3 separate regions of the Homo sapiens genome follow, and regions 1 and 3 are each linked to region 2. Evidence: chromatin loops called from intact Hi-C (ENCODE). Cell type or tissue: endothelial cell of umbilical vein. All regions are shown on one strand. Links, peaks and the distances in the headings refer to the core of each region. The heading gives the core; the rest is flanking DNA. Region 1 overlaps UBR3 (ubiquitin protein ligase E3 component n-recognin 3). Region 2 overlaps UBR3 (ubiquitin protein ligase E3 component n-recognin 3). Region 3 overlaps MYO3B (myosin IIIB).

Region 1 (11,111 bases), core at 1,137-9,136, 110 kb before region 2:
TGAAACTTTATGCTTACTAGTATTGTTAGCATCACATAATCTGAAGAAACCTGTCTCCTTTCTTTATTAGTTGACTTATTTTCCTATTCTTATGTTATGGTAACACTGTATTGGTGGATTTTTTTTTTTTGGCAACCAGTTGCAATTAAAATATTCTTTGGATGTCCATCAGTGATAGACTGGATTAAGAAAATGTGGCACATATACACTGTGGAATACTATGCAGCCATAAAAAAGGATGAGTTCATGTCCTTCGTAGGGACATGGATGAAGCTGGAAACCGTCATTCTGACCAAACTGTCACAAAGACAAAAAACCAAACACTGCATGTTCTCACTCATAGGTGGGAATTGAACAGTGAGAACACTTGGACACAGGAAGGGGAACATCACACACCAGGGCCTGTCGTGGGGTCGGGGGAGGGGGGAGGGAAAGCATTAGGAGATATACCTAATGTAAATGACGAGTTAATGGGTGCAGCACACCAACATGGCACATGTATACATATGTAAGAAACCTGTACATTGTGCACATGTACCCTAGAACTTAAAGTATAATAAAATAAAATTAGCCGTTAAGCTACAAAAAGAAAAAAAATATTCTTTGGAAGTAGATAAGGCATACATAATAAATATAATATAGTGAATTAATCCAAGGGAATATTTAGGGCTTTGTAATACAGTTTTATTCTTATGTTGTGTTTGAGACTCCTTCACATTCTTTTACTTTATACAAAATAAACCAAACTTGAAATATGTCCTAGTAGAAACGGGGAAACTTACTGGCTTCTGTTCATTCTCTGTTAGGAGAGGCCTATTCTTAGGGTAACAGTAAATATGACTATTCCTATCTTTTAGACTTTGTTTATATCTAAACATCATAGCTTCTTCTAGCAATCAGTTTACTGTTATTTGTGCCTGGGATTAAATTGTTAGTCTCTTGCTAAAAAAATATGTTCTTGGTCTTGCTACCTTCTGACGTATACTTAGGAACTTGTGTTATTGGAAATCCAAATATTCTATCTACCTTAATTATTATTTCACATTTTAAAGTACATCTTGGCTTTTATTTTTATCTATTAAACCAGTGAGTTTGTAACCTTTTAAAATTAGTAGAATCCTTTTAAGGACAATCAAGTATTAGAAGAAATTTAATACATAATACAGAAAATAGATTGTTCTCACCTGTGTGCCAGGGGCTTTTCATACATTATATACTCCTGAAATATAGTAGCTAGGTCTTAAGCGCATCTGATACTTAAAACTTTATTTCTGTTTAATCTAGGCGACAGAAGGCTAGAGAGAGGCAGCAGAAATTGCTTGCGGAGTTTGCTTCACGACAGAAAAGCTTTATGGAAACTGCAATGGATGTTGGTAAGTCAAAATTATTAGTTTAGAACTCTCATAATTATACTTATTACTTTAGGGATGATGTAGTCCAGTCTTTTACTAATTTAAAACATTACACACTTTTGATTTCTAGTGTTTATTTGGTCCTTAAACAATATAGTGATGGAAGATCAGACTTTTATTATAGACTTTTATTATATTCTGTTGTTAGTAGCTGTAATTGTTAGGAAGTTCTTCCTGATGGTAGCAATATAGTATGCTCCTTTTGTTCTCTTCTGTTAAACGGTCTTTAGATTTGTGAGATCCATCAATGTACATTTACTTGTCTTGATCTTTTTCTGTGAAATTATCTTAAAATCCTTAAAATAGTTTCAAATGCTTCTAGTGCCTCTTTCTGGTATCCCTTCATTATTTCTTAAAATCAGGTGAACTTCTCATTTCCATTAAGATTAGCATTAGAATTTATACAGTGAGAGAGGATACCATGTTTCTGTATGATAGTAGCCTTTTACACACATTGGAGAAATAGATTAAATCTCAGTGTCAGTCTTTAGTTAACCAGGGTATTCCCTTCCCTGACTATTTCTTCCATTCCAGCAAATTTTTTTCTTTGATTTTTAGAAAAAATTGTGGAAAGAAAATAAAGTCATGCATTTAGTTAAAATACACACATATATGCATTCAAGCAGGCATGTACATTTTCATGCATTTTTGTTTACCTAAACTCATAACCAACTTCCTGAAGAAATGTATAGCGATCAGTTCAGATTTAGCCTAATGGGTTCTAAACCATCTAGTGTAGTTAATGTTCAGGATATAACTTTGACAGAAAGAATACAGATTGAGCACCCCTAATCTGAAAATCTGAAAATCTGAAATCTAAAATGTACCAAAATTCAAAACTTTCTGAGCATTGACTTTCCACTTGTGGCATCATGCCACAAGTGGAAAGTTTTTAACTTAAGATTCGTCTTTTGAGTTCCTTTTCTGGCAATTGTTGATTTCCTTTTCATTTGGGTCTGTTACTGGAGAGCTATGAAGTTCAAAATCTCTATTAGGTTTTTCCAGAGGGACAGAAATGGTAGGATATGTATATATGAAAGGGAGTTTACTAGGGAGAATTGGCTTATGTAATTACAAAGATGACATCCCATGATCAGCCATCTGCAAGCTGGGGGATGAGAAAAGCTAGTACCATAGTTCATTCCAAGTCTAAAACCCTCAAAACCAGAGAAGCTGAAAGTACAGTACCCGGTCTGAGGCTGAAGGCTGAAAACCCCCAAGAGGCCATTGTTACAGGTCTGAAAGACCAAAGGCCAATTTATCCATTTCTTTTAGGTTTTCCAACTGGTTGGCATATAGTTGTGGCATGATGCCACAAGTGGAAAGTTTCACACTTGACCTCTTGTGATGGGTTGCAGTCAAAACTATATTTCATTTACAAAATTATTTAAAATGTTGCATAAGGCTGGGTGCGGTGGCTCACATCTGTAATCCCAGCACTTTGGGAGGCCGAGGTGGGTGGATCACTTGAGGTCAGGAGTTTGAGACCAGCCTGACCAACATGGTGAAACCCGTCTCTACTAAAAATACAAAAAAATTAGCTGGGCTTGGTGGTGCACACCTGTAATCCCAGCTACTCAGGAGGCTGAGGCAGGAGAATTGCTTGAACCAGGAGACAGGTTTCAGTGAGCCAAGATCATGCCATTGCACTGCAGCCTGGGTGACAAGAGCAAAAAAAAAAAAAAAAAAAAGATTGTATAAAATCACCGTAGCCTGTATGCATAAAGTATGTATGAAACGTAAATGAATTTTGTGTTTAGACTTGGGTTCCAGCCCCAAGATATCTCTTTATATCTATGTAAATATTCTGAAATCTGAAAAAAACTGAAATCTGAAACACTAATGGTCCCAAGCGTTTCAGATAAGGGATACTTAACCTGTACTGAAATTCTGTTTATGGAATTTATTTAGCATCAGTTGACTTTATCATATGAAAGAAGAGGGTTTAGTTTATTGACACTACTTTCCCTTTCTCTCTCTCTTCTTTACAAAAATTGATAATTATATTTTTGTTTTTTTACATGTTTAATATAATTACAATATTTACGTATCGTTCTATTGTAGTAGTCAGTATCTTGATACCGCTTCATATAAAATGAACTAATAAGCACCCCATCCTTCCTTTCCTCTTTTACCTCTTGCCTTTTTTCAGATACTTTTAAACTTTTAAATTGTCAAAGTTGCTGACATTTTGTTTTGCAGTCACATTAATGTCTTCCATATGAAGACATTAAAACAATGAAGAGTTTGTATTAGTATGACTTTTTGAATGCTGTTGAGTACAAGACTAGATAATGTGCTACATAATGGTTCTACATCGACTGTTTTTGAGTCCAGTGGCTCAACTCCTGGACCCCTTCAAAGAGACTATCTTTAGTACGTAGCCTCTTTTCTTCCAGTCCCTTGATTGCTAAACCCATACCACCTCTTATTTGTTTCTATATGGACCATGACTTTGTTATGTTGCCTTTTGTTTTCCTTGAAGTTCCCCAACTGTCTTTTTAAAATTTTATTTTTAAAATTTTATTGTAGCAAGAACCAATGTGCCTTTATGATATCTCTATTATTCTATCTACTCAATCATACAGTAGTCTTTTGCATGGAATTCTTTTCCAATGGACCAGTTCTTTTCCAATCTGGTCCATTTGTTCTCCAGGCATGCCTTATAGCTATTACCTTAGGATTTTCCCCTTTTGGGATTGATAATAGAGATTCTTACATATTAACGTCATCTTTTTAAAAAATCTTATTTTATTGGGGTACCAATTCAAGTATATATATACATTTTTTTTCTTTTTTAAGAGTCAAGGTATTGCTATGTTACCCAGGCTGGATTTGAACTCCTGAGCTCAAGCAGACCTCCCACCTCAGCCTACCTAGTATCTGGGACTATAGGCATGCACTGCCATGCCTGGTTCAGATCTTAATAATGCATGTTTGGTAGCTAAACCGTCTGATTCTTTATTTCTGGAAGGGACTTTAGTCTACTCTCACACTTGATTGTTCATTTAGATGGATATAGAATTCCAGGTTGATAAACATTTTCTGTCACAACTTTACAACTGAAGGCATTGCCCTTTTGTCTTTTACCGTTCATTTGATAAAAAGTCTGGTGGTAATCTAATTCTTACACCTTTGTAGGTGAGCATTTTTTCCTTTCCTGTGACACATTTGTGATTATCTGATCCTTAGAGATCTGAAGTTTTATCATTTGTATCTATGAGATCTTTTCCCATCCTCCTTAGTGCTCAATGAGCCTTTTCAGTCTGAAGATTCATATCTCTGAAACTATGAGAATTTTTTCCCATGTTTTTTTTTTTTTTTTGATAACTGGTATAGTCATCCTCCGAGATGGTTCTGAATGATCCCTGTCTCCTGGTCCTGATGCCCTGTGTAGTCTTCTACATAGAAGTGCATGACCTATATGGCAGAAGTGAAGGTATATTGTTTCTCATATTAGGTAATGAAAGACGTTGTGGCTTCTGTCTTTGTTACTTTTTCTCTCTCTTGGATTACTCATTCTGGTGGAAGCCAGCTGCCATGTCATGAGTATCCCTGCGGAGGCCCATGTGAGTGAGGAACTGAGGCTTCTTGCCCCAACAGTCGTGTGAGTGAGCTTGGTTGTGAAACTTCCTGTCCCAGTTAAGCTTTTATTTAATTTTGTTATTTTTTTTCTTAAAAATTTTTTTTTTTAATTAAAGAGACAAGGTACTTTCTGTATTGCTCAGGTTGGTCTGGCCTTAAAGCAATCCTTCTGCCTCGGCCTCCCAAAGTCCAGGATTACAGGTGTGAGCCACTGCACCTGGTGCCAGTTAAGCCTTTAAATGACTGCAGGTTTGACAGCAATTTCAGGAGAGCTCCTTAGACAGAACCATACCACTAAGCTGCTCCCAGATGCCTGACCCTCAGAAACGGTTTGAGATAATTCTTTTTAAGCCACTGAGCATCAGGGTATTTTGTTATACAGCAATACTTTCCTTCTTACATTTTATTCTCTTTTGGGACTCGTAATTGGATGTTGGATCTCCTAGATTGATCTTTTAATTTTTTAATGTGTTTTATCTTTTATATCATTTGTTCTTTTTGTTTTACATACATAGAGATTTCCTCTCTTCAGTATCTTGTTCTTACTATGTGTATAGAATTTTCTCTAAAAATCTTTCTGAAAGAGTTTAGGGTGTTTCTTTTTTTTCTTTATCTGTTTTTCTAAATTATCCTTCTAAATTGCTTGAAAAACTTATGTTAGTCTTTCATGTTGCTAGTTTTCCTCATTTGCCTGATGATTCTTGATTGTCCTGGAGAGGTGGTCTGGGTAGCTCTTGTGGGTTTATTTTACTGAGGTGTAAAGAGGTTTGGTCCTAGTAATTGTCTCTAGTCTGTGTACATGGGTAAAGTGTGTTGACTGTCAGATTTGGATTAGGGTTGGGAGAAGGGCTGACTGCTCTAGGTCAGAGCGCCCAGATGCTAACATTCACGTTAGAAGCCCCAGTTTTCTCTAAGCTGCTTGTTCAGTTTCTTTGGATAAGAATAGGCTGGTTTTTGTTGTTGTGGATGATCCGTTTTTTCTGTGAGGTAAATGCCAAGCCCCCTGGATGCTCTGTTTAGTCAGAGTTGGGGAAGGAATTGGGGTGCTATGTAGTGAAGTCTGTATACAGTCCTTCAAATAATTATTCTGTTTTCAGAGTCATTTTATACTTATGGCTCCTGTCTTCTGCCTCATGTGCTGATTCTGAGCCCAGAGTTGACATTCTAATGGATAGATCAATTCTTCCTTTTCTGTAACTTTCCGATATCACATATCTTTTCTCTGTCATCATGTCTCTTTCTCCTCCAGTCTCAGAAATGTTATTGACATCTCTTATTTGCTGGTGAAATTCTCTCCTACCACTTCATCCTTTTTCTATATTCTGTGGGAATATTTCTTCATTTTTTTTTCTATCTTTATTTCAGTAGGAGTTTTTTAAAAAAGAATGCGGGACAAAAGCAGATATTTAGCCTGTAATCTTGAGTTAAATACTTAATATGTATTATTTCAGTGTATAAAGTTAATTTTTTATAACAAAAGCACTAAATTTTTTATTAAAAGTTAGAAAACACAAATAATAAAAAATAAGAACTAATATATTTTTACTACCAGATTTCCTAACCTAGGTTATACCCTTACAAGACTTTTTCTAAGTACATATGCATATAAATGCATTTTTTACCAAAATGAGGTTTTACAATGCTATTTTTTTCTTATGAAAAATTCCAAACATAGAGGAAAGCTGACAGAATAGTGTTGTGAACACCCATATACCAATATAACCATCACCTTGTTAACATTGTTCTGTATTTGTTCTCTTGCTTTCTCTCTACTAAATGAAGTAAGTTGCAGACCTTACTGCTAAATACTTTTAACATGCATGCCTTAGGATTGAGAATCTTCTCTTACACAATCACAGTACATCATACCTAAGAAAATTACTTTCCTACAAAACAAAGAAAATAGCTTCAGAATATCTAACTCAGTACTATGTTAAACAATGAAATTATTGAATAAAACTTTTAAATTTCTTAAATTTAAAAAAAATGTTTAAAAAGTATAACAAATTTTAAATTGTTTACAGATTATTTTGTCCTCATTGCATCCCACCAAAGATATATAGTCAAAGTTTTGTGCTCTGAAGTTACTTAAGAGCAGTCCTTTTTTTGTCAGGTGATGTAACTAGTCTGATGTACAGTTTTAGTTCACCCATGTCAGTATGTTTGCAATTTTAAGAACTAAGAGAAAAGCTTAATTAATACTTTAAGAAATTGTTTTTATTTGCTACTTTCCACTCACAAGTGAGACAAAACAAAAACAATTTTCTGAGGAATCAATTAAGCAACGTACCCAGAGCAGATTGGGTGGTATTGCCTTGAATAAGAGAATGGTCACCTTATCCTCTGAGGAAACTGGAGGGAAGGAGGAAAGAATGGATGGAGATAGAGGTAAGTTCCACTGGCTTTAAGGGAAATGGGAAGCTCAGGCAGATGACGTTTGATTGCTTTAGTTTTCAGGGTTAGGTAAAAGGTGAGTTCTGGGTGAAAAAGAATGTGACCTGAAGTTTGGAATTGCTGAGGAGAGTGGGAGACATTGGTCATGAAAGCTGACTATAAATAAAGATTGATAAACAATGCTTACAGCTCAGTTATAGTCAAGATCATAGATTTGAATGTCATAAGTGCAAAGTTATTGACTCCATGTCCTAATTTTTGGAAGGTTTGACCTCTTTTGGCAGTAGCCAGGGCACAGGAAGAACAATTGAGGGATCAGGCAAATATGATTGCTAGCAAACAGAGGCAGTTCACAGAAGTCTTCAGGATAATGAGCTCTACTTTCTCCCAGTCTCGGTTCTTGTATGCTGCAGTGGTGACAGGTGAGGCAATAAAGATTTACGGGCATTTCATTTGTTTATGTTGGCCATGGCCACACCACTAGGATTCCAGATCACACTGATTCTGTATTCCCTTTATTTATAACAGTCTCTTTCCAGAGATATCTGACCCCAAAAAGCCTGTTTGAGACCCCATTTTCACCCATTGCTCAAGATAAAACTTGCAAAGTCACATGTTGTTCTGCTTTTAATGACTATTTACATGTCACTTTTTGTACTATAGTATTATTAACACACGAAGCAGGGCCTATACCTGAAGTAGTATTAATACTTGGCAGCAGTACTGATACAATTTAACCTTAGCCAGATCCTCTCCCTCATTTGTCAAATTCCTTTTTTTGTGTGTCTTATTTCATATCTGTGTTGTAAGGACATAAATAATCTGTATAGTAGTATCTCCTTATCACTGGGGATCTGTTCCAAGGCCCCCAGAGGATGGCTGAAACTAACCATGGGTAGTATCAAACCCCATATATACTGTTTTTTTCCTATACATGATAAAGTTTATAAATTAAGCACAGTAAGAGATTAGCAACACAATAATAAAATAGAACAATTACAACAGTATGCCAGCATCACTGCTCTTATACTTTGGGGCCATTATTAAGTAAAATAAGTGTTACTTGAACACAAGCATTGGGATATTACAGCAGTTGATCTGATAACAGAAATGGATATGCTGGACAAAGGGATGATTCACATCCTGGACAGGACCAAATGGGACAGTATGAGATTTCATCACGCTACTCAAAATGGTGCATAGTTTAAAATTTTTGAATTGTTTATTTCCGAAATTTTCCATTTAATATTTTCTGACCATGGTTGACCACAGGTAACTGAAACCATGGAAAGTGAAATCCTAGATAAGGGGAGACTACTGTAGTTGCTCCTTTTTATTGTGTCTATATCTTTGTATATAACAAAAATTCTAATGTAGAAGCATAACATACAAAATATTTCAAATTTATAACATACAGTATGTTATAAATCCTCTAATCAAATATAGTACATTATTAGGTAGTTTAAGTATGAAAACTTTTCTCTCTGAATGCAACACATTTCTACTGTGATTAGCACTCTTGCCTATCTGTTTAATGCCTTTCTCTAGTTATCAAGTTTCCTACATGAAGAGGCAGTATTACTTCTGCATTTCCTTTCATCCTTCTTTCTTGATCATTATCCTCCCCACCACCTTTTTTAATTTTTACTAGCCATCTATGTGTAGGAGTCAAGGTGTTAGATTATAACCTTGATCCATTAAGATTTGTCCGGTTTGTCAGATAGGTATAGCTGAAATGCAACAGAATTACGTTCCCAGTGAGAGTTCAGGTACTTAATAAAGAATAAGAATTTATTTGGGAATTACTTTCTGTTATTAAACATATTACATTTTAATTGTAAAATTTATACAGTACAGAAAAGCCTCAAGAAGGAACAATTTTATCCCTGATCCCACTATCCAAATAACATGTACACTACTGATTATACTATATAGCACAATTTTATGCCATGCCTTTTTACCCAATATTTTAGTGTAAGAATTTCCCTACATTATTATTGAAAGCTTCTTGTAACTATTAAAGTCTGTACTTCTTTGGGGAAGCAGTATAGTGTAGTGGTTGTGAGCATGGACTCTGGAGCCTGACTGGGTTTATAGCTCAGCCACACTCCATTGCCTCGAGTAATTTACTTAACTTCTCTCTACCTCGTTTTCACATTGTTACAAAGGAATTTTTATACTACCTCATAGGGTTGAGAGGGTCAAATGTACGTACATTTAAAATGCTTAGAATAGAATGGTACATAATAAGCATTATATAAACGTTGGCTATTGCTGTCATCATTTTTATTCTACAGCTTGCTTAATCATTCACCCACAAGTGGACTGTGTAGGGTTTTTTTTTCTAATATTAATGATAATAAACATTATGTACATACAGTTTTTCCTCTATTTTTGGTCTGGGTCCAAGAGTATGAATTTTGGTGGTTGATCATGATGAGGATGAAACATATTTTTGTATGTTAACTGTGTACTCAGCACTGTGATAATACATTCTGTATATTGCATTTTGTCTTGACACATCCATGAGATAGGTAGTATTATCCCACATACAGATGCCTAGGCTTAGAGAGATTAAGTAAATTTGAGGTTATACAGTAGTAAGTGTGGAACAAGAGCTATTAATCAAGAAGTTTTGCATGCTCTTTACTATTTCTTCATATTAAAGCAAATTGAGGAGAGTATGCCCCCCCCACCCCCCTACAGGGTATGCGCCCCCCGCCCCCCCCCACACACAGTTGGTAGCCTATAGATAGGAAGGGATAGATATGAGATCAATTGCAAAATAAGAATTAATAGACCTGATGGTTGGTTGAGTGCTTCAGGCACAGGATAGAAGTGATATTCTGAGTGTTGGGAAAAGTTTTATTTTTTTATTTTTAAAAAACAGAGTGAAAACACTCCATTTCCAATAGACACAGCAAAAATCCTTGCTGTGACTCTACCACTCTTGTGTGGTTGTACAGTCAGTCCCACCTAAATCGTAGGAATTGAAAAGGGTGGTGAAGGAGTGATTTTTGTCAACAAAAATTGAGGCCTGTTGTTTGTTATCAGAAAGGACAATAGCTACTGGGTGGATAAGAACAGCATCTTACATTAAGATTTCCTTTGGAAAGTAGGAGAGTCTGAGCTGAGAGCAGCCACATTGCAGGATTTGGTTGACTTTTATTGTTGTTATAGATGGAAGGAGTTGTTTTATTTAATAATACAGTTTAATTTGTGATTTGTCCTTTTATTTTTAACAGTATAAGCAAATACCTATATATTTGCTTTGTGTGCTACCATTTATATAAGAAGTAGGGCTGGAGATATGAATATATCTTCTTATATAAATATATATAATTATGTATATTGAGATATAAAATATTTAATTTTTCCTAGAGTCCCTTTCTTAGGTAAGTGTATACCTTTCTTAGGTAACACATATGTACACTTTCCCTACCTTGCTTTTTCACTTAATGTCATATCCAGGAGATCCTACCATGCAGTGTGTAGAGATACTCTTCATTCTTTTAAAAAAATTTAATATTTACAAAAATTTATACATAATAACTACATATTTATGAGGCACATGTGATATTTTGATACATGAATATGGTGTGTAATGATCAAATCAGGGTAATTAGGATGTCTGTCAGCTCAAACATTTATCATTTCTTTGTGTTAGGAACATTTCAAATCTTTTAGTTATTTTTAAATACATAATTAATTATTGTTAAC
Region 2 (11,111 bases), core at 1,664-9,663:
TCAGTGTGCCTTCTTAGTAATCAATAACAAGTAGAGAGCAAATCAACTAGGATAAAAGAGACCTGAACAACACTATTATGACATAACTACATCTATAACTTCTCCAACAAACAGCAGAATATATATTATATATATACAACTACACATGGAATATCGTTCATTAGAATAAACCATGTGTCAAGCCGTAAAGTATCAATTTTCAAAGAAGTGAGTTATAAAGTGTGTTTTTTGACTACACAGAATTAAATTAGAAATTAATAACAGATAGAAAATCATCAAATCTGTGATAAGCATCATAATTCTAAGTAATTTGTGGATCAAAGCAGAAATCACAAGGAAATAATTTTTTTTTTTTTTTTTTTGAGACAGTTTCCCTCTGTTGCCCAGGCTCGAGGGCAGTGGTGTGATCTCAGCTGACTGCAACCTCTGCACCTGGGTTCAAGCAATTCTTCTCCCTCAGCCTCCTGAATAGCTGGGATTACAGGTGCCCAACACCATGCCTGGCTATCTTTTTTTATTTTTAGTAGAGATGGGGTTTCATCACGTTGGGCAGGATGGTCTTGAACTCCTGACCTCAAGTGATCCATCCACCTTGGCCTCCCAAAGTGCTAGGATTACAGGCATGAGCCACCTCACCCAGCCTAGAAAATATTTTTAACTGAGTGAAAATGTAAACACAATATACTGAAATTGTGGGATCCAGCTAAAGCAGTTCTTAGAGGCGTATTTATCACTTCAAATACTTTATTTGAAAAAAGAAGGGCCAGGCACAGTGGCTTTCGTCTGTAATCCCAGCACTTTGGGAGGCCAAGGCGGGCAGATCACGAGGTCAGGAGTTTGAGACCAGCCTGGCCAATATGGTAAAACCCCGTCTCTACTAAAATACAGAAATTAGCCGGGCATGTTGGTGTGCACCTGTAGTCCTAGCTACTCAGGAGGCTGAGGCAGGAGAATCACTTGAACTTTGGAGGCAGAAGTTGCAGTGAGCCGAGATTGTGCCACTACACTCCAGTCTGGGTGACAGAGCGAGACCCTGTCTCAAAAAAATTAAAAAATGAACGAACGCATAAAAATTAAAAAGAAGAAAGATCTAAATCATTATCTAAGTTTCTACCATATGAAGCTAGAAATAGAGCAAATTAGACCTGAAGCAAGTAAAAGAAAAGAAATAATAAAAATCAGAACAGAAATCAGTGAAGTTGTAATAGTGAAAACAGTAGAGAAAATGAATGAGTCCAAAATCTGGTTCTTTACAAAGATCAGTAAAACCCAGATGACAGGAGCTCAGCTGAGCTGGAAGAGAGCTGATTGATAAGAAAAAAAAAGGAGAGGTGGTACAAATGACCAGTATCAGGAATGAAAGGGAAGACATCCATATTGAGCCATAAGAGAATATATAGATAACATTTGCCAACAAGTTTGACAACTTAGATAAAATGGTTAAATTTCTTGAAAGATACAAATTACTAAAACTGACTCAAGAAGAAATAGAAAATCTGAATATATGTATATCAAGTAAGAATTAATTTAGTTATCAAACTTATATAATTGTTATGCATCCAGAAAAGAAATATCAAGAACTTTATACCAACAAAGATAACATTGTGGTAAACTCTGAGACATTTAAGAAAGAAATTGTACCAATACTCCTGAACCTATTTCAGAAAATAAAGGAAGAAGGAACACTTCTGAACTCAATTTATAAGGCCAGTTTTATCCTGATAGTTGAATGAGGCATTATGAAAAAAACTACAAACCCATGTCTCCCATGAACATAGAAGCAAAAGCCTTCACAAAATATTAGCAATAGAAAGGATAGTACACTATAACCAAATGGGTATTTTTCTTTTAGCTTTATTGAGGTACAAGAAATATTTGAGTTATAAATATTAAGGACAAGTAAAAATTATATATATAGTATACAATATGTAATGTTTTGATATATATGTATACATTGTATATGATGACCACAATCAGGCTAATTAACATATCCATAATCTCACATAGTTATCTGTTTTCTGATAACATTTAAGACCTACTCTGTTAGCAAATTTCAAGTATACAATACAGTATTATTAAATATAGTCATCATGCTGTACATTACCTCTCCAGAACTTATTCATCTTATAACAGAGTTTGTACCCTTTGGCCAACATCTCCCCATTTCTCCCAGACCCTGGCAACCACCGTTCTACTCTGCTTCTACTTTTTAAGATTCCAGTGTGAGATCATGCAGTATTTGTCTCTCTGTGACTGGCTTATTTCATTTAACATAATGTCCTTCAGATTCATTCATGTTGTGATAAATTGACAGCATTTCCTTCTTTTCTTAGGTTGAATAATATTTCATGTGTATACAGTCATCCATCGCTATCTGTAGGGGATTTGTTCCCCCCCCAGATACTAAGAGCCTTAGATGTTCAAGTCCCTTACATAAAATAGTGTAGTATTTGCTTATAACATATGCACACCCTCCCATATATTTTAAATCATCTCCACCTTAGATTACTTATAATACCTAATATAAATGCTATACGAATAGTTATTATATTATTTGTATTTTATTGTTATTTTTTAAAAAAATATTTTTGATGTATGGCTGGTTGAGTACATGGATATGGAACTCCTGAATACAGAGGGCTATTTCTTTATTCACTCATCCATCAATGGACACTTAGGTTGATTAATATCTTTGCTATTGTAACTAATGCTGCATTGAACATGGGCATGACCAAATGGGTTTATCCCGGAATGCACAGTTGGTTCGACAACAAAAGTCAATTAATTTAGTTCACATATTAATTGAATAAATGGGGGGGAAACCATATGATCATTTCATTTGTCAAAGAAAAGCATTTAACAAAATCTAATGTACTTTCATGGTAAAAACACTCACAAGGCTAGGAATAGAAGGGAATTTTCTCAGCCTGATAAAAGAGCATATCAAAAACTATTAGCTAACATCATGCTTAATAGTGAAAGACAGGAACAAGATTGGAACAAGACAAGGATGCCTGCTCTCACCACTTTTCAGCATTGTACTAAATTTTCTAGCAAGGCAGGTAGGCAAGAAAAAGAAAAAAAGACATCCAGATTGGAAAGGAAGAGGTAAAACAGTTCGTTTGCAAATAAAATGACCTTACCTCTAGAACACCATAAGGAATCTCCAAAGAAACCTATTAGAGCTAATAAGTTCAGCAAGGTTGTAGGATACAGATAGATGTACAAAAATTTCACTGTATTTCTATACACTAGCAGTGAGCAATCTGAAAATGAAATTAATAACATAATTCAAATTACAATGGGGTGATGAAAATATTTTGGAATTTGATACTGGCAAGGCTTGCACAATTTCATGAATATACTGAGAACCACTGAATTGTATATATTAAAAGAGTAACATTTATGGTATGTGGCTTATACCTAAAATTTTTTTCTAGCTGTGTGAAAGAAGACTTGTATCCAGAATGTGTCAAAAATTCTTTTAACTCAAGTGTAAGAAAACAAAAACCCAACACAAAAGTGGGCAAAACACTTGAATAGATACTTCTTAAGAGAATATATATGAATGGCCAACAAGTAGATGAAAAGATACTCAACATCCTTGTTCATTAGAGAAGTACCAATTAATATCACAAGTGATAATACCAAGTGTTGGCGAGGATTTGAAGTCCTAGAAATCTTATTCATTACTGATAGGAATGCAAAACGGTATAGTCAATTTGGAAAAAGTTTGGCAGTTTTTAAAAATATTAAGCATATGCTTACTATACAACCCAGCAGTTCTGCTAAGTATCAACTGGAAGAAATGAAAACATATGTCTACATTTAGACTTCTAAATGAATGTTCATAATAGCCAAATTCATAGTCAAAATCTGGAAACAACCATCAACATGTGAATGCATGAACAAAATGTGGTATAACATGAATGAGTCTCAAAATAAGTGAAAGAGGCCAGGTACATAAGATTACATCCTGTATGATTTTAATAGTAGAAATATCAGTGGCTGTTTGGGTCCAAAGAGTAGGGGCCAGGATTGGCTGCATAGGAACATAAGCAAATTTTAGGGTGTGATGGAATTATTCTAAAACTGTATTGTGATGGTGGGTGCATGACTATACATTTACCAAAATTCATTAAACTATACATAAAATGGTTGAATGTTATGGTATGTGGATTTATAGCTCAGTAAAGTTTTTTAAAATGCCTTCTTTGTTAAACTATATAAATGGAAGAATTGTAAATTTCTAGATATTTGAAAATTAACATGTTTCTCAGCCTGCATATAATTTTTCTTTTTCATCTGCATTTCTTCTTTGTAGCATATTTCAGAATTTTGTACTTAATGTGCATAATTAGTTTTGCAGACATTTGTTGAACGTCTGCTATGTGCCAAGCATTAGGAGGACAGAGTTCCTACTTCCAGAGAACTCACAGTTTTATGGAGAAGGCAAATTTGATTTTAAAGCAGTCATTAAAAAGTCAGGAAACAACAGGTGCTGGAGAGGATGTGGAGAAATAGGAACACTTTTACACTGTTGGTGGGACTGTAAACTAGTTCAACCATTGTGGAAGTCAGTGTGGCGATTCCTCAGGGATCTAGAGCTAGAAATACCATTTGACCCAGCCATCCCATTACTGGGTATATACCCAAAGGACTATAAATCATGCTGCTATAAAGACATATGCACACATATGTTTATTGCGACACTATTCACAATAGCAAAGACTTGGAACCAACCCAAATGTCCAACAATGATAGACTGGATTAAGAAAATGTGGCACATATACGCCATGGAATACTATGCAGCCATAAAAAAGGATGAGTTCATATCCTTTGTAGGGACATGGATGAAATTGGAAATCATCATTCTCAGTAAACTATCACAAGAACAAAAAACCAAACACCGCATATTCTCACTCATAGGTGGGAATTGAACAATGAGAACACAGGGACACAGGAAGGGGAACATCACACTCTGGGGACTGTTGTGGGGTAGCGGGAGGGGGGAGGGATAGCATTAGGAGATATACCTAATGCTAAATGACGAGTTAATGGGTACAGCACATCAGCATGGCACATATATACATATGTAACTAACCTGCACATTGTGCACATGTACCCTAAAACTTAAAGCATAATAATAATAAAATTTAAAAAAAGTAATAGGAACATAAATGCAAGAATAAAAGTGTTTACAAGATTTGAAGGACTAATTATATCTGAATGGAGCTGAGTGGTCTGAGGTTTCATTAAATGGTGTCAGGGAAGGCTTCCCTAGTGAGCTGGAATTTGGAGGATAATAGGAATTGATTCTGTGGACAAGGGAGAGTAGACACATTAGCTTCCTATGTGGTCTTTCGGTTAAATAAAGAGGGATTGGGGAATATATTTCTGTGTTTCCAAGACTAATAAGCTTCTTTAAATATCAACTTTTAAGATATGAATTCTTGGTCACTGATATCTCTGGTACTTTTATTAGCAAATAGAGCTTTGGATTACCTGGCTCCTAACAATTCCACCCCCCTTTTTAAAACTGATTTTGTTTCACACTCATTCAAAGTCTAGGCACATTATTTAGCACTCTCTCGTGAATTCCATGTTTTTATTATTGTTCCTTATCCACACTGACAACCTAAAAGTTTTAAACCAGAAATAACTTTCTCTTTGCCCCATATTAACATTTGCTTTCATAGAGTAGCTAGGTTCTATAGAACCATTAGATATATAACAACTCTATTTAAAAAATAAATGTATAAAAGAAGCAGATGACATTTAGGAGTTATATTTCAAAGAGATGTATTTTGGGGATATTTAGATATAACAGCTAGGAACCTTTTTCTCTCTTGTTTCTCTTACTCCCTTCACTTTTTTTCAGTTGACTCAGTTAAGAAAGTTTTCTTATTGTCTCAAAGTAATTGATGAGGGTGACCTTTTATGTAATAGGAAATGTTCTTGATGAAATATTTTCAGAATTTCCTATTTCATGTCTAAAAGGAAGAAGAAGAATTTTCAGTTCTTGCCAGCTGCCTGGGACTTCTGCCAACGTTTTACCAAACAGAACATCCATTCATCAGTGCCTCCTGTCTGGATTGGCCAGTTCCAGCATTTGATATTATAACTCAGTGGTGTTTTGAGATAAAATCATTTACTGAAAGACATGCAGAACAAGGAAAGGTATGTTAAAAGAGTTGTACTAGCTTGTCACGGTGGTGATATGCTAATAGGTAAGAGAATAATGAGGACTGTTAAATTTTAGGTCATCTGTTTTTGACAGCAATTATAAAACTTGATTAAATTGAAAAAATTGTTTACTTATGTAGATTGTATTTATAATGGAAGAAATATTTCAGCTAACAAAGGTAAGGCATTAGTCAATACTTTTAGTTTGTTTGGGGTCAGCAGATTTTTATTGAATACCTTAAGTAATCATAGGATTAGACTTGGTAGATACAAAGGAATTTTAAGGTAGACAAGGAATTTACATTTTTGTTTGAAGAACTGGCTTATATTTTTAAAACAAATTGGACTAGCAAATCTAAAAGGTCATGTCTTTAACTTTAAAATTTCTTGGGCCTATGCTACCAGCTCAGCTAGTTAAAGGGTTTGTATTGAAGATAAGTAGAGTGGGAACAGCAGTGAGTGGCTGTGTATGCCATGGTTGGAGTCTCAGAATTCTAGAACTACAGTTTTTTAAAATTGAATAATGTGATGAAAGTAGTATTTTGGGGAGTAATTCTGGTGTCTTTTTAGTGGATAAATTAAAGTAAGGATAAAGGGAAGCCAGAAAATATTTAGGTGGTGAAAAAAATCTAGACTATTTTTCTGATTGTAAAACTTGGAAAGTAACTAATGTAAGAGACATTTGAGAAAAATATAGGACTTGGTGACCAGATGTACATGACTTTAAGATCTTGAACTCCAATCATTAGGAGAGTAGTGTCTAGTATATACAGCTACAGTAGGAACATGCGGCTGCTTAAACACCATTGCTGATGCCCCATTGCCTATGGAAGAAGGTATGGACTCCTTGCATGGCACTCAAGGATCTTCACCATCTTGCTTGCCTTTCCATCTCATCGTATAGCCTCCCTCTGCCATTACCTTGCTCAAATCACAAAAGAATGTTTCATAAGTATGCTATACATTTTTAAACTTCTAGAACATTACTTATTGCTGTTACTAAAGCAACCTTCCTACCCTTCTGTTGAATTAATAATCACTGTTTGCTAAGTAACATTTACCTTTGCTAAGATAAATGTGACTTCCTCCATGAAGATTTGTCTGATAGTCCATCTTCCTTACATCCTAATCCCTTTTTTTTCTGTTGTTCTATAAGGCTGTACTTTTGTGACTTTCTCTAACAGTTGCCATGTTCATTACATTTGTTTCTTTAATGTATCTGAATGGGGGCTCCACGAAGCAGAAATTGTTCCTTATTTATCCCCGGTTTCTAGAAAGTGCCTCATATATACTAGTCACCTAATAAATATTTGTAGAACAATTAAGTTGTGGGGTGGTGTCTTTGGCAGAAATAGAACGTATTAAAGGGGAGCCAAGTTTCAGGGAAAGTGAGAATTTTAATTTTGAACATCAAAGGGACAATAAAAAATTAATATTTCAGATGAATGTGTCAGACTAGGTTTCATTTTTAAAACATTGGAGTGAATAATAAAAGATAAGCATAAGTTATAAATGTCTCTGCTTTTGTTCTTTTCCATTTTTTGCTGAAATCCTTAAAAAGATGCTATCTCATTTTATACCCTTTTTTTAAAAAAAAAGGGAAATTCAAGTTAATTGAATCTTGCATATTACATATACAAATATCTTCCTGTCTAGTAATTTCTTTATTCACAGAGCATATAGCAATAATTTGACATCATACTTTGATGTCTGAAAACCTATGCAGGATGACATGGAGTAAGAGGGGTATAATTGTAGAACCAAGGCAGGGAAAAAAGTGATGAGCACACCCAGAGTTTGTCTTCATATGAGCCATAGGTTAAAATCAAGCCTACATTTTAGATGAATGATTATTGTATGTATGCTGATGGAAAATAAGAATTTTTCATTTTAAAATATTTAATCTTTTCATATAATTAGGTGATAATTATTGTAGAGGCAGTGTAGTAGACATTTGATTAATTTATTAATTTATGCTAATGCAGAATTTTTGCCAGTTATGTAAGTACACCACCATTTGACCTGTATTCCCCCTTGTGTCCCTGCTCCACTCTTGTGTTCCTAACCCTGATCCTGACCCTAGGTCAACCAGATTCTCTTTCTCAGGAATGTTAAATCTGTATAGCGAGACTTAGCAGGGTAAATGGTGACAGGAGCTGTATAGTCCAACAGTACTACCCTTGAAAAACTGTCTGTGAATTACTACTTCTGAATTTTTTTATCAGTTAAGATTCTTTGTTTGGGAACAACAAAATCCAGTTCTGATTTAAAATAAGGAAAACCAAAGCAAACTATGACAGAAAAAAAAAAAAAAACAGGATTCATTGGAAGCATACTTGGTAACCTGCAGAATTGAAGAGCTTAACTGTCATCGCTTGGGAAGAAGAGAAACCACAAATATCTCTGCTCTGTTTTCTCTGAAGTGCTGCCACCAGATAACTAAGCCTCAACCATTTTCCTTCCTTTAATTTGCATGCTCAAGGTTCAGATTCCTGGGAGAGAGAATCTGGTTGGCCTAACTGTTGTAATACATATACCCCAGTGGTGGGGCAGGATCTTGTGTTGGGGACAGCCCCATCAGAACTGTACGGAGCAAGAAAAGGGGTTATTTTCTAAAAGAACTTATAATGTTATTAATATAAGAAAGCAGCAAAGGATGCTAGGAGGATTTAAAAAACAAACTAGTGGCCCACTACTTTCACATCTTACCTGCCTGGCTCATACACACCCTTCTTCTCATTCACAGTTTCACTTCTGCTGTTGAAAATGATGTAACCATTTTACTTATGACTGCAAATGCATCTGTGACTTTCCCAAATAAGCAACCTGATGTCACATATAGTCCTTACATCATCAGGCCTCTCTGCATCCAGTAGCTCTGAGAGATGTCCATTGTTCCTGTCATTTGTACTCACACCCAGATGGCCTGGAAAATTTTAATTAGTACCTGCTCACCCTGAATTCAATAGTAAGAGAATGAAAATGTTGCAAAGATATATGATACAGTAAGCAAGATTTGCAAGTAGTCATAAAGCTGCAGCTAATATACAGTCAAATATATATGACTTTCTTCTTTTACCATCCGTGATCCAGCACACCTCAACGGATGATTGGATTTGTTTGAGCAAGGATGTGATACCAAACTTTATTCTGAAAGGGCTGAGCTTCTGGTGATTGGTCCTGTCTTTGTTTCTATAAGGCTGTAATCATTCTGTGTTAAATTTCTGCCTTTCAAGCTTGGTCTATGGTAGGGGTGGTGGTAGGGGTTTTTAAGTTCCAAAATATTGCTCTACCAATTGTATGGCAATATTTTTATTCTTCTTGATAGTCATGGTCAATCCCTCCAGGCAATGCGATAAGCCACCCTTGTGATGTTATAAACCGTACTAGAGGTTAGACAGTACATAGCTTGTAAATCCGCAGAAGAGTCCGGAATAGCAGTGAAGCAGAAATTTAAGACCGAATTTTTTTTTCCATTTTAATGTTTACAATTTAATAAATCTCTTGATTGCAGACATGTAAGGCTGTTTGGTAGTATTCAGAAACATCACAGTAATGGCAGTTTTTTCAGTTGGTGTGTAGTCTTCAATAAATATCTATGAAAGTGCTGTCAGACCAGTAAGACTGCATTTATACATCCATCATTTTCAGGATTGTTGGTAACCACAGCCTATTTTCCCCAAATAACCTTGCCTCCTTGTGTCACAAGGCCCAACTCACATTCACCTCAGTAACAGTACCTTTGGTAATAACATCCAAAGTTATATACATTGGGAATGAGGGACTCTTCTTTACACCAAGTATTGTTAGGCAAAAGGTGGCTTTCAGTTCAGGATGTGTTACATGGGCTTTCTTGAAACGCAAGCCCATTGGCCTGATGAATCTTCCATAGATAAGTAGTTTTCTTGTAAAGCCATCTCCAACAAAGCAGACTTTAGTAACCATCCTCCTCTATGCCTGCGTCTTTCTCTTTCCTGTTGGAATAACTTTGAGACAGAGTCTCACTCTGTTGCCCAGGCTTGAGTGCAGTAGAGCGATCTTGGCTTACTGCAACCTCAGCCTCCTGGGTTCAAGTGATTTTCCTGCCTCAGCCTCCTGAGTAGCTGGGATTACAGGCGCCTGCCACTATGCCCAGCTAATTTTTGTATTTTTAGTAAAGACAGGGTTTCACCATGTTGCCCAGGCTGGTCTTGAACTCCTGACCTCAAATGATCTGCCTACCTTGGCCTCCCAAAGTTCTGGGATTACAGGCATGAGCCACTGCACCTGGCTCTGTTCAAATAACTCTTAACACTTCTGTATCTCCCTGGGCAAGTTACATTTAGACAGAGGGACTTTCCATTTTCCTGCTTTCTCTTTTCATTTCGGCTTAATCATACTGGGAAGTACGTTAGCTTGAGGTTGTCCCTCTCTGTCCAGCAGATAGGCAGGTACTGCTCCCTGTGGAGTCTTTCTTTTGTCTGGTGTTTCTCTTTTCATGCATCTTGATGGTCTTTTTCATTTGTATTTTCTCAGCATGGTGCTGTTTAAGATAAAGCTTAGCCTTCAGACCAATCATTTTCTTTGACTTCTTTGAATGTTCATAAGCCTCTCAACTTTCCTTCTTTCCCTTTTTCTCATGGTAATCCAAATGATATCCATGGCATTTACAGTGTAATTCAATATATTTGATCTGTGGCATGGCACAGGCGCAGCCCCTGGGGTGCGAAAATGCTCTCAATTTTTGGGTCTCAGAGACCCACGAGTGAACTCCACACAGGCCGCAACAGGAAAGGCAAGACCGAATTTTAGGTGTAATCATGAGAGGTGTTACAGCTGTTAAATACTTTCCACCTCTTGTTTCCCATACATATGCATTCCAATTGTGAAAAAGGTCACCCATATATACTGGTTGCTGTTTAGAGCATACACATTCTGTAGGTGAT
Region 3 (11,111 bases), core at 1,217-9,216, 150 kb after region 2:
CTTTACGCTCTCGTGATATGAAGAAGACAGTTGGTTAAAGGACATTGGAGTTACATTAGAATTCAGGTCCCCAACATTGAGCCCCAGATAATGTTATTAGTCATTTTCTTTTTCCATTTGACAAACACAGCTTTCTTGCCAGGTTTCCAGGCTTCTAGGCAAGATAAGGCACTGAAATCTTTTTATGTCTACACTGATGCTCTGTTACAGATAGTGCAGCCGATCTTCTTTCTCCATAAAATGAAGCCCCTTATTAAGAAAGAAGTCATGTGAAATAATTTGGAAATATAATAGGATGATATTTTGGATTGATCCTAGTTGTTGATATTTTTCTTTTGATTTTTGCAGTGATATAGACAGGGATGTCCATTAGGGAAAAAAAAAAATCCTAATGATTTAAATAGAGTGATAAATGCTCCAGAGTTGTAGTTTGGCAACTACAGCTAGTGAGCCAAATATGACCTACCTCCTATTTTCATATGGCCTATGAGCTAGGAATGGTTTTTACATTTTTAAATGATTGGAAAAAAAAAACCCAAAATATTCTGTGACGTGAAAATTATATGAAATTCAAATTTCAGCATCTATAAATAAAGTTTTATTGGAATGCAGCCACATTCATTCATTTATGTGTTTACTATGGCTGCTTTTGTACTATTGCAGCAGAACTGAGTAGTTGTGACAGAGACCATATGGCCCACAAAGCCTAAAGTACTTATTTGGCCTTTGTGGAAAAAGTCTGCCGATTGCTGGTCTAGCATCATACTTTGCTCACTTTTGAATTCTGATACTCTTTCCTTATAGGTGTTTCAGCTCAACTCACCAGTACACGTCTGCGGAGAAACACATCTGTTGGCACCCCGTTCTGGATGGCCCCTGAGGTAAGCTGGAAATACCTAGTTCTTTCTTTGCACTTGTTGAATGCCTTGGTACTATGCCTTTTTATGGGTAAGTCATATGCTTTGCAGAATTTTTAGGGAGAAGAAAGTCCATTATCCTCATTGAACTTTAAGAGTACTAGTTTGGTCAGCGATGCTGGTGAGATGTAACCTCAGAAAAGCAAGATTAAGTTATAGCTATCCCACAGGGCACCTTCATGCAATTAGAAGAAAGTGTCCCTCCAGAAGATGCAGCCCCCTCCAAGGGCCATGTCTTGGCAAATTCATCAGCCCTTGTATAAATTAGAAAAAGTCAACTTCCCTGGATACATGCAGCCCCAGAGGTATATGGCTTTGTGAAGAGCCAGATTTCAGCACCAACTGGCCTACAGAACTATATGCGGTGGCCCTGGTTGTTTTTTTGTTACCAGATACATAGCAACTTATCTTGTGTACTTTGTCGGCTCTCTGTAGTGAAACATGGGATTTATTCCTAATTTAGGTTTGGCATCATCACAGAACTCTCTGGAAAATGACGCATGTAGAAGTTTGGGGAACCTTCCAGCTAGATGAGTCTTGCTCTGAAACACCAGTGCAGTTTAGTTTTTCAGGTCATTTAATTCCACAGTATGCTGACCTTTGCCTGAGAGCAGCTTTCTGGATTAAACAAATGGGTTCTTTTAATAAAAGGACTCAGATGGTCACCTCCTTAGATGTCTTTCCATCTCTGCATGATGGTATTTCCTCTGTGTGACTGCCAAAGTGGTCTCCTAACAAAGTAAGTGGTTCACACTAATCTCTGCTTAAATTTCTTCAGTGACCTCCCCCGCCTCCCATCATCTATGGCTCTTTCTTTCATACTGGGTAATGGATAGGCCCATTTTAAAGAAAAAGAAAAATGCTGCAATTTCCAGTGTTTACCTAAATCTTAAATATTTCTTAAATAGGTTTTACAAAACATAAAACTAGATATAAACTCTTTGTCATTTTTATTTGCAGAAGTATAAAACCAAAAGGAAAAAAATGTATTATGAAAAAAAGCTATTATACAATGCCAGTAACATTCAAGTAAGCAGCTCTACTTTTATGAGACAAATGATACTGTTTTGTGACTCTCCATTGTCCTTTGCAGTGTGCTTATGTTTCAGGACACAATAGTATGGGTTATTTTCAGTCTGGCACACCTACAACCACGTACCATGCGGCTACTCAGTTCTCCTACTACTTTATTCCATTTCAGCTAGCATAATCTGTTTGTTCAAACAGCACCTCTTTTGATCTCCAACTGTTACATCTGTGTTGGCTTGGTGCCAACTTAATAGTAAACATAATATGAACACTGTGTGACAAATAGTCATCCAGATGATCTAGACTATGTTTTTACTCCTCCTTCTCCCATTATTATTATTATTAATACAATTATCACTGAAACAAAACCAAAAACATAAAAAGTTATCTAGGGACTTTGTGAATCCCACTTTGAGAAGCACTGCAGGATAAAGTCAAAACTTCTTTGAATTTTGAATAAAGCTCTTAATATTCCAGCCCCTATCTATCCAGCCTTGTTTCAGATTACTTCCCCCAATTTACTTGTTCTTAATGCCCCAACAGTAGTGAACAGCAGGTGACTCTCCAAATCCCTACTGATGTGTCTTTCCTTTAAACCCTTGGTGTACTATTATATCATCTGGAATGGCCCCCAGGCCTCTGGAAAATTCCTCCTTAATTGACAAGTCTCAAATGCTAGCTCTGCTGGGAAACATTCCCTAATCCCTTGCCCACATTGAGGCTCCTTTCCCTAAGTTTCCACCACGTCCTTAGACCCTCCCTTAATACAGTATCACCACTGCATTGTAGTTGTTGGCAGGCAGGTCTCCCAACTGGACTCAGGTCTGCCAGGGACTTGGGATGCCTAAGCTCTTAATATAGTGCTTGATACAGAGTACATGCTCAAAAAAATTATCTGTTGGGTCAGGAGCGGTGGCTCATGCCTGTAATCCCAGCACTTTGGGAGGCCGACGCAGGCAGATCATTTGAGATCAGGAGTTTGAGACCAGCCTGTCCAACATGGCAAAACCCCATCTCTACTAAAAATACAAAAATTAGCTGGGTGTGGTAGTACACACCTGTAATTCCAGCTACTCTGGAGGTTGAGGCAGGAGAATTGTTTGAACCCGGGAGGCAGAGGTTGCAGTGAGCAGAGATGCCACCACTGCACTTCAGCCTGGGTGACAGAGTTAGACTCTGTCTCTCAAAAAAAAAAAAAATCTGTTGAATGAATGAATGCATCCATCTGTAAGAAAGCCAAAGGGATAAGATGCACTTGCAGGACAGTTTGAGGACGGCTTCACAACTATTGATATTAGCAAATTTGTCTGTAGATTTAGATCTGTTCTGAAAGGAAAGCATAACTAAGGTCACTCAACTAATATTTGGGGTGATATAACACGGAAGATGGTATTCCTGTTCTACTCTAGAGCAAATTGGTATTTTCAAAATCACAAAATATAATTAAGAGAAGCATTTTCTTGGCTTTGTACATTTATGTATAAATGGCTTTGTACATTTATTAAGAGGTGTTTGTGGCCGGGTGTGGTGGCTCATACCTGTAATCCCAGCACTTTGGGAGGCCAAGGTGGGCAGATCACGAGGTCAGGAGATCGAGACCATCCTGGCTAACACAGTGAAACCCTGTCTCTACTAAAAATACAAAAAATTAGCTGGGCATGGTGGCGGGTGCCTGTAGTCCCAGCTACTCAGGAGGCTGAGCAAGAAGAATGGCGTGAACCCGGAAGGCGGAGCTTGCAGTGAGCCGAGATTGTGCCACTGCACTCCAGCCTGGGAGACAGAGTGAGACTCCGTCTCAAAAACAAAACAAAACAAAACAAAACAATCAAAAAAGAGGTGTTTCTGACTTTCCAACTTTAACTGGATTGAATAAAATATGTGGAGTGTTGACCGGGAGCGGTGGCTCACGCCTGTAATCCCAGCACTTTGGAAGGCGGAGGCAGGCGAATCACAAGGTCAGGAGATCGAGACCATCCTGGCTAACACGGTGAAACCCCATCTCTACTAAAAATACAAAAATTAGCCTGGCAGGATGGCAGGGGCCTGTAGTCCCAGCTACTCGGGAGGCTGAGGCAGGAGAGTGGCGTGAACCCGGGAGGCAGAGCTTGCAGTGAGCCAAGATTGCACCACTGCACTCCAGCCTGGGCGACAGAGCCAGATTCCGTCTCAAAAAAAAAAAAAAAAAAAAAAAAAATGGAGTGTTTCTGTAGGGGACAGTTTATGGTGAGCTTTTTGCTCAGATTCCCTGGAAGTGGTTCCCCTGTTAGCTGGGAAAAGCCAGCACTGCATCCTGCCTGTTGCAGTGGATCAATTGAAAAGTAAGCAGTTTAAGGTATGGACACCTTGACAGCACGTTGCAGGAGTGAATGTCTGACTGTTCAAGTGCAGGATTCTCTCAGGATGTGTGATTGTGTCCAGTATGCTCTGGGACCCAGGCTGTAGCTCTTGGGAATCAGGCCTGCACTATTCTCACATTTTTATTTTCTAAATGGAGAAGCATTTTTTCCAACAAAGTCTCTTTTTGCGCCATAATCCTCCATAGGAATGTCCACAAGAACAACCTTCCATTTTTCAATTCAATTCAACAAGCATTTATATTGTCCATCTGAGCAATGCTTTGGGTCAAGAACAGTCCTTGAAAGTATAATCAGTAATGGTTCAAATTAACACTGTCTTCATATGATGGCCTGTGTGGTATATTGATCCTGATATGCTTTCACTTCTGCTTGTATGAATAAGTGGTCTTTAGATTAAATACGACAATGCACGCAATACCAATGCCAGTGGAATAAGAGCATTGCAGATGACTTGTGCTTTATTTTTAAAATGCAGCTGAGAGATCCTTGATCCTATTTTATTTTTGAGGAATTGAACCAAATTGTTTTTTCCCTTTTTTATTTCCATTTTTATTCCACAAGCTTGAGTAAGTGTAATATTTAATTCAGGTAGCTATTCTACAAACCGGGTAGCTAATGGAATGTGACCACAGTACAATCAAATGTTGATGAGCAGTCAAGACACACAGTTCACTGGGGCACCTCAAAGCTGCAGCATGAAATGACTATCATATTGTCAATACTCCCTACTCATTTTCTCTTACTACCTCATTTGGACACTACTAAAGTTGAAAGATACTGGCAGAGTAGTATCAACTCAGCAGTGTAGGAGAAGAGTTCTGTGGGATGCCCTTAGTGTATTAGAACTTTGAAACAATACTACTGGGGAAATAAATTGCTTGGCATAATAAAAGGGTTAATCTAAAAGTCAAGATCAGTAGAATTTTTTTTTAAAAGATGGGGTCTTACCATGTTGCCCAGGCTGGTCTCCAACTCCTAAGCTCAAGCATTCCTTCTGCTTCAGCCTCCCGAGTAGCTGGGACTACAGGGCATGCCCCAACATGCCTGGCTTAAGATCAGAACAATTTTTTATAAACTAAACACACTGTATGTGAGTAGCATACTGTGACTACAGGAAAGATTATCTTAAGAGAGAAAGAAAAATTTCACATGGAGACTATTTAGGAGATTATCATGAGCAAAATAACTTGAACAATAGATAATTAAGTTTCTCGTATAATAAGATCAGAGGTAGTTTGTTCCGGAGTTTGTTGATTTAGCAGCTCATAATAATAGAGTCATGAAAACTTCCGATTTTTAAATCTCCCTGGCTATGACTGCTGCAAGCTGCATGGCTTCATTGTTCTGGGACTGACTTTAGGGCAGTTATGACAACAGTGCCTGTGAATATCTGAGGGGCAGTAGTGGCTCCAACATGCCAATAGCCACAGGTGAAGGCACTCATGGTGCAACCAAACAGCGAGAAGTTAAAGTGGGTTTTCCTCCTCTCTTGGGGTTGAAGACTTTTCCACCCTATATTTATTTTCCCGGTCTGCTGTAATCAAGTAGTACAAACTGGGTAGCTTTAAACAACAGAAATATATTATCTCACACTTCTGGAGGCTAGAAATCTGAAACCAAGATGCCAGCAGGCTTCCTCTGAAGCCTCTAGGGGAGGGATCTTGCTTTGTCTCTTCCCAGCTACTGGAGGTTTGCTGGTGATCTTTGGTGTTCCCTGGCTTGCAAGCTGCGTAACTCCAGTCTCTGCCTTTGTAGTGCCGTGGTATTTTCTCTGTGTGTCTTCACATGTCCATGACTTCTTATAAGAACACCAGTCCCGTCGGATTAGAGGCCCACCCTACTCCAGTATGACCTCATCTGAATTCAACTAATTGTATATACAGTGACCCTATTTCCAAATAAGTTCACGTTCTGAGATTCTGGGGGCTAGGACTTAAATGTATCTTTTTTTTGGAGGACACAGTTCAACCAATAACAAGCTCCCAAATACTAATATTTAGCACCCTTCCTTTGTATTAAATCATTCAAGTTTCCAAGGTAATTAGTCAACTATTTAGAACCTGCAGGGCTGCAGGTTATAGATGCTAGCATAGTGAGAGGCTCAGCTTTGCCTGTTTACACACACATACACAACCACCTCCCCTACTCCACACACACCACACACATAGACTGTCTGCACTCTCTCAGCCTTTGGTGTTTGAGGCAAACGTGGTTCTTTCTGAAGGTACAAAGCATACCAAATTGCCTTCCTGTGTGGGCGCCCAACACCCCCAGACTTTTGTTCTCTCCTACCTACTCTCAGGCAAAGCATTTTTAAAATTATTATTATCTCCTGAGATGTTTGGCCAGCTCATAGTCACTTCCTTGAACCTTCTCTTTACCTGATTAAGCCTCTCTGGTCTCCTGACCTAAAACTTTAGCCTGCATTTTATGCACTTAAAAAAACTCACAAAAACAACACAGTCTTCCTATTAGCCATGTTTATTATCTCTTTTCTCCTCCACTATCTCCTGACAGCCAATTTCTTATAGTAAGTAATATGAATAATAGTATCCCACATTTGCGTAGAATTTTTACAAATAGTATTTTAAAAACACTGTCATCTACCTGTGAGAGTGCCACTCGGGCATGATTACATTGATGTTGTAGATAAAGAATCTAAGGCTTTGTCAGGCCAAGTGTCCATAGACACAGAGTGGGTAGGTGGGTAATGGTGACTGGAATCCATATTTTGTGACTTATTCAACTAAGGGATTTCCAATGTAACCCGTGTCCGCTGTTAATATTGCTCAACCAATTTTTATATCAAACACATGCCAGGTAATATCCTGGCCTATAGCAAAAGGGATACAAGCCTAGTTTATGTTGATTAATGGTAATGGCAGGGGGTTAGGGGTAGTTGATACCTAAAAAACTTTTTCTACCATCACATATAGCAAAGAATTAAACTCAGTGTTTGTAAGTGACTGAAACCCAAGAGAAAGAACCAATGTTGTCATTATCGTTTTTATTGAGGACACCAGTAGACTTTGAAAATAATGGCTTATATTTAGCTGATGTACACTGTGTGGCCAGGCTGGTTGTTAAGATATTAAACTATTCATTCTGGATGGTAAATGGCTGCCATCCAGAGCCCCTTGAGTGCTCCTCAGCCACCAGAGGTGCCCTGTCTTTTACCCTGGGACATTTCTGACCTGATGATCCAGTAACTATGGGGGGAAAGGTCTGTTTGACAAGCAGGGATGGCCAGTGCCACATGCCACCTGATTGTCAGATATTTTGAACATTGCACTTGCTAAGCAGAGGCATAGTGGGAAGGAAACTTTCACTTACTGAGGACTGACTCTATACCAGGGACTATGATAGGGGCTTTTAAAATATTTTATTTCATTTTCACAACAGCTCTCAATAGTGGATGTTATTTTCTCCATTTGATCACTGAGGAAAGTGAGGCTTAAAGAGCTATAGGAGGAATCGAGCCCAAATTCACATACCTAGTAAATATTGAAGCTGTTTGGCTTTTCAGAGAGCATGGGAATGCAAGTCCCATTTTGCAGATGAAGAAACCAAGGCAGGGAAAGGATACTTGTACTCTCACTTTACAGTGTGTTCATATGGGATATTCATTGTGGAAAATGTGTACCAGCTAACTGAGACACCAGCTCATATAACAAAGACACGCAGAGATATAGTGGAAGTATACTCTGAAATTGGAGTGTGAGACATCATTTTAAAAGATGCACATGAAGGACCTATCACCTATAATTTATAGGTTGACTACACTTTGCAATTCCGCCATGCATTAAGGATCTAGTATATGCAGCATCTTCCTAAAACAGCTAACGGTCTGTTTCTGTACTGGAAAACAGACTTGTGGATAAAATAAACATTTGCTTCTTTTCAGAAAATTCTCCCCCTCTTTACTTCCATCTGCTCATTGTTGCAAACAAGAGCTAATCAGCTGAGCAGAGAAACAGATGTGCTGTGACGGCTCCAAAAATGGGTCTCTCTCTGCCTGGCAAAGGGTCGTTGACAAGGGACGGTTGCCATAACAACTAGCTTACACTAATGCAGAAATATCGCAAGCTTTTTGCAGCCACTCTTGCCTTTGTTAATTATGCCATTCCTAGTAAATGATACGATAATGCTATTTCCTTTGGCATTGCCAGGGCTAGAGATGACAAATGAGATATTTTGTGTCAAAGGGCTGAGAAAGACATACAACACTATAGAGTTGAATTATTATTATTGTCATTATTACCATTTTGTTCCCTAAGCTCTAGCTAATGGGTTTGGTTCCCAAATAAGAGCTAGCGTTTAGCGAGTGCTTACTATGTGTTAGGTGCTAAGTGAGTTGTGTGTATTAACTCATTTATAAATCTTACAACACTACCAAAAAGGGGGTGCTATTGCTAGTCCAATGTTTTAGGTGAAGTAGATGAGTCACAGAAAGTAATTATTCTTGTCCTTGGACAAGTTATTAGGTGATGCCACCAGAGTTTGAACCCAGATATTTGTCTCCAAAGTCCTTACTTTTAACCACTATACCACAGCAAATTATTTAATTGTGACAACCAGTGTACCAGATAAGTCATGAATTGTTTTTTCCCCCAATTCTTAACATAGATGAGAATTATCCTTCCTAATATATGAAGGAAAATGTAATATTTCAATCTGATGCTAAAAGCCAGTGTAATTAATGCCCAAGAGAAGGATATGGAAAAAATAAAATAAAGTTCTTTAGAATTGAATTTAGGAGATTTACATTTTACTCTTGGCTCTGCCACTCATTTTCTAGAAAATGATTGTGGTTCAGTTATTTTAATATGGCTTCAGTTTGAATAAAAAAGCACAAATTTTAGAGTCAGATAGATTTGGGAGCAAATCATAGATACCTGCTACCCATATAACCAGTAACCTCAGGCAAGTTACTTAATATTTCTGACTAGTAAAATGGGGAGAAGTTAAAAGAGGTAAAATGGGGAGAAAAAAACCTGCCTGAAAAGATAAAATGAAATAATGTACTGCAACTGTTCAGGGCAGTGCCAGACGCAATAGGGGCTTCTAACAGTGGTGGCATATGTTGCCCCTATGCCTACCTCTGCTTAGCCTGTTCTCATCTGTAAAAAAGAAGAAATTGGCTTAGGTAGTCTTTGCCTTTTAAGGTCCTGTCTATTTTACAGGGAACATTTACTGTTTTTAGAGGGAAGACCTGCTTTCAGTTCTCATATTCCATGGCTCTGATGTTCCACAAGCAATGAGGGTGGGATCTCACCAAGTTCCCAGTAAGAGTGAACTAATGTTGATGCCGTGGCTGCTAGGTTCCATTTTACCTGGCTCTGTTAAAAGACTGGAGATTCATGGGACCCTGTCTGCCGGTCATATCACTGTGAGGAATGCAGGCTTTGGGAGCTCAGGAGAGTTAAATGAGAGGTTTAGAACTTCAGATCATTGGCTGAAAGACCTGCCTACCTTCTCCAGAGACATTCATCTCTGAGATTCCGTAACCTTTTGCTGTTGCCTGGTTCACCCCAGGCATTGTGTGTCAGGCTCAAAGAAACAGATTCCTTCTCTGGTTCTGAGGCTGGCCCTGGCCTGCCTACATTTGCAGAGTGGTTCTGTCTTCTAAGGCCCTGAGGCACAACCCAGACGCTCAGTGTTCCAGCAGGCAAACGGCCCAAGGTGCAAGGGGTGGAAATGACTGGATGCAGCCCCAGGTTTTCACCTCAGCTCCAGCGATAGTTCCCTCTCAGCTGGAGCTCTGTGGGGAGGTTGAGTCATGTGTCATATGTCAGTGTGGAGGCGGGGGGCTGATTCTGGAGGAGGTGGTGATATGTTATTACCCTCTTCCTGGTGGGTCTAAATATAAGACCCTATCTGAGGGCTTTAGATCCCAGATGTGCAGAAGCATGTGAGGCCCAGAGCAGAGGCCTCACATCCCCTCCGAGTGCTGAGTGAGAAGTGCTAAGCCAGAAATGTCAAAGGAACAACTACCAGGAGCATTTGGAATTTTTAAGGCTGTCCTCACTCCTCTCTGGGGAGGTGAGAAGGGTCAAAGCATCTGCTGTTGCCCCTTCTCTTCATCCACCAAAGAGGAAAAGAGGAAAAACTGATTCTGTTACTGCAGGAACAGAAGTGTTTGCTGAAGGAATGTCAGAGTTGGCCTCAGCTCTTCCTGAGCTCTGGGTCCCAAATTACCCATGACTGACCTCCAGTCAGTGCCTCCACTGCCCTGTTCTGGGTACAGTCTCAGCCCATGAAAGAGAATTCCCACCCAAGCCAAACTCTACATTTGCTTCCTTGCCTGATGGCCACTGAGCCACCATGAGAGCAAATGGGGGAGAGCAGTCAGCATGAGGGATGGGACCTCAGAGGAGCCTTGAGTAGGATGAAATAGGAACAAGTAGAGGCAGATGGACTAGTGTTTCTTGTGCTCTATTATGTCCCGGGTATTTCTCATACTTTTTTGTGAGGGGAAGTGGGGGGGTACAGGGTCTTGCTCTGTCATCCAGGCTGGAGTGTGGTGGTGTGATTTTGGCTCACTGCGACCTCCACCTCCAGGTCTCAAGCGATTCTTGTGCCTTAGCCTCTCTAGTAGCTGGGATTATAGGCATGTGCCACCACGCCCCGCTAATTTTTGTATTTTTAGTAGAGACAGGGTTCCATCATGTTGCCCAGGCTGGTCTTGAACTCCTGGGCTCAAGTGATCCACCTGTTTTGGCCTCTCAAAGTGCTGAGATGACAGGCATGAGCCACAGTGCCCGGCCTCCCATACCTTTTTTAATTTTAGAGAGCTAAACAGAATCAC

The links. A loop is a pair of places that touch in the nucleus more often than their neighbours do. Peaks named below come from ENCODE experiments on the same cell type or tissue, not always from the same donor. Only the 100,000 strongest peaks of a DNase experiment are listed, where the experiment ranks them.
Region 1: it touches region 2 in a loop (2.5-fold over the local background); 1 of 110 quality-filtered maps calls a loop at or near these places.
Region 3: a loop joins it to region 2, with 2.3 times the contacts of the local background. A loop is called at or near these places in 1 of 110 quality-filtered maps.

The regions. Positions count from the first base shown.
Region 1 is chr2:169,957,154-169,968,264 of GRCh38, forward strand. It overlaps UBR3 (ubiquitin protein ligase E3 component n-recognin 3), which reads left to right. Exons shown (of 39, transcript NM_172070.4): 24 at 1,285-1,373. Among named protein-coding and RNA genes, the nearest start is that of UBR3, 140 kb to the left of the region's middle. In endothelial cell of umbilical vein, for the core only: no CTCF peak of the experiment used is centred there; no DNase peak of the experiment used is centred there.
Region 2 is chr2:170,067,428-170,078,538 of GRCh38, forward strand. It overlaps UBR3 (ubiquitin protein ligase E3 component n-recognin 3), which reads left to right. Exons shown (of 39, transcript NM_172070.4): 36 at 6,001-6,180. It also overlaps the pseudogene NSA2P5. Among named protein-coding and RNA genes, the nearest start is that of MYO3B, 110 kb to the right of the region's middle. RefSeq lists an enhancer at 10,349-11,111. In endothelial cell of umbilical vein, for the core only: no CTCF peak of the experiment used is centred there; a DNase peak (open chromatin) is centred at 6,044; H3K27ac peaks cover 347 bases.
Region 3 is chr2:170,216,515-170,227,625 of GRCh38, forward strand. MYO3B (myosin IIIB) reads left to right here. Exons shown (of 35, transcript NM_138995.5): 6 at 805-881. Among named protein-coding and RNA genes, the nearest start is that of MYO3B, 44 kb to the left of the region's middle. RefSeq lists enhancers at 4,479-5,678, 5,274-5,774. In endothelial cell of umbilical vein, for the core only: no CTCF peak of the experiment used is centred there; a DNase peak (open chromatin) is centred at 5,487; H3K27ac peaks cover 1,306 bases.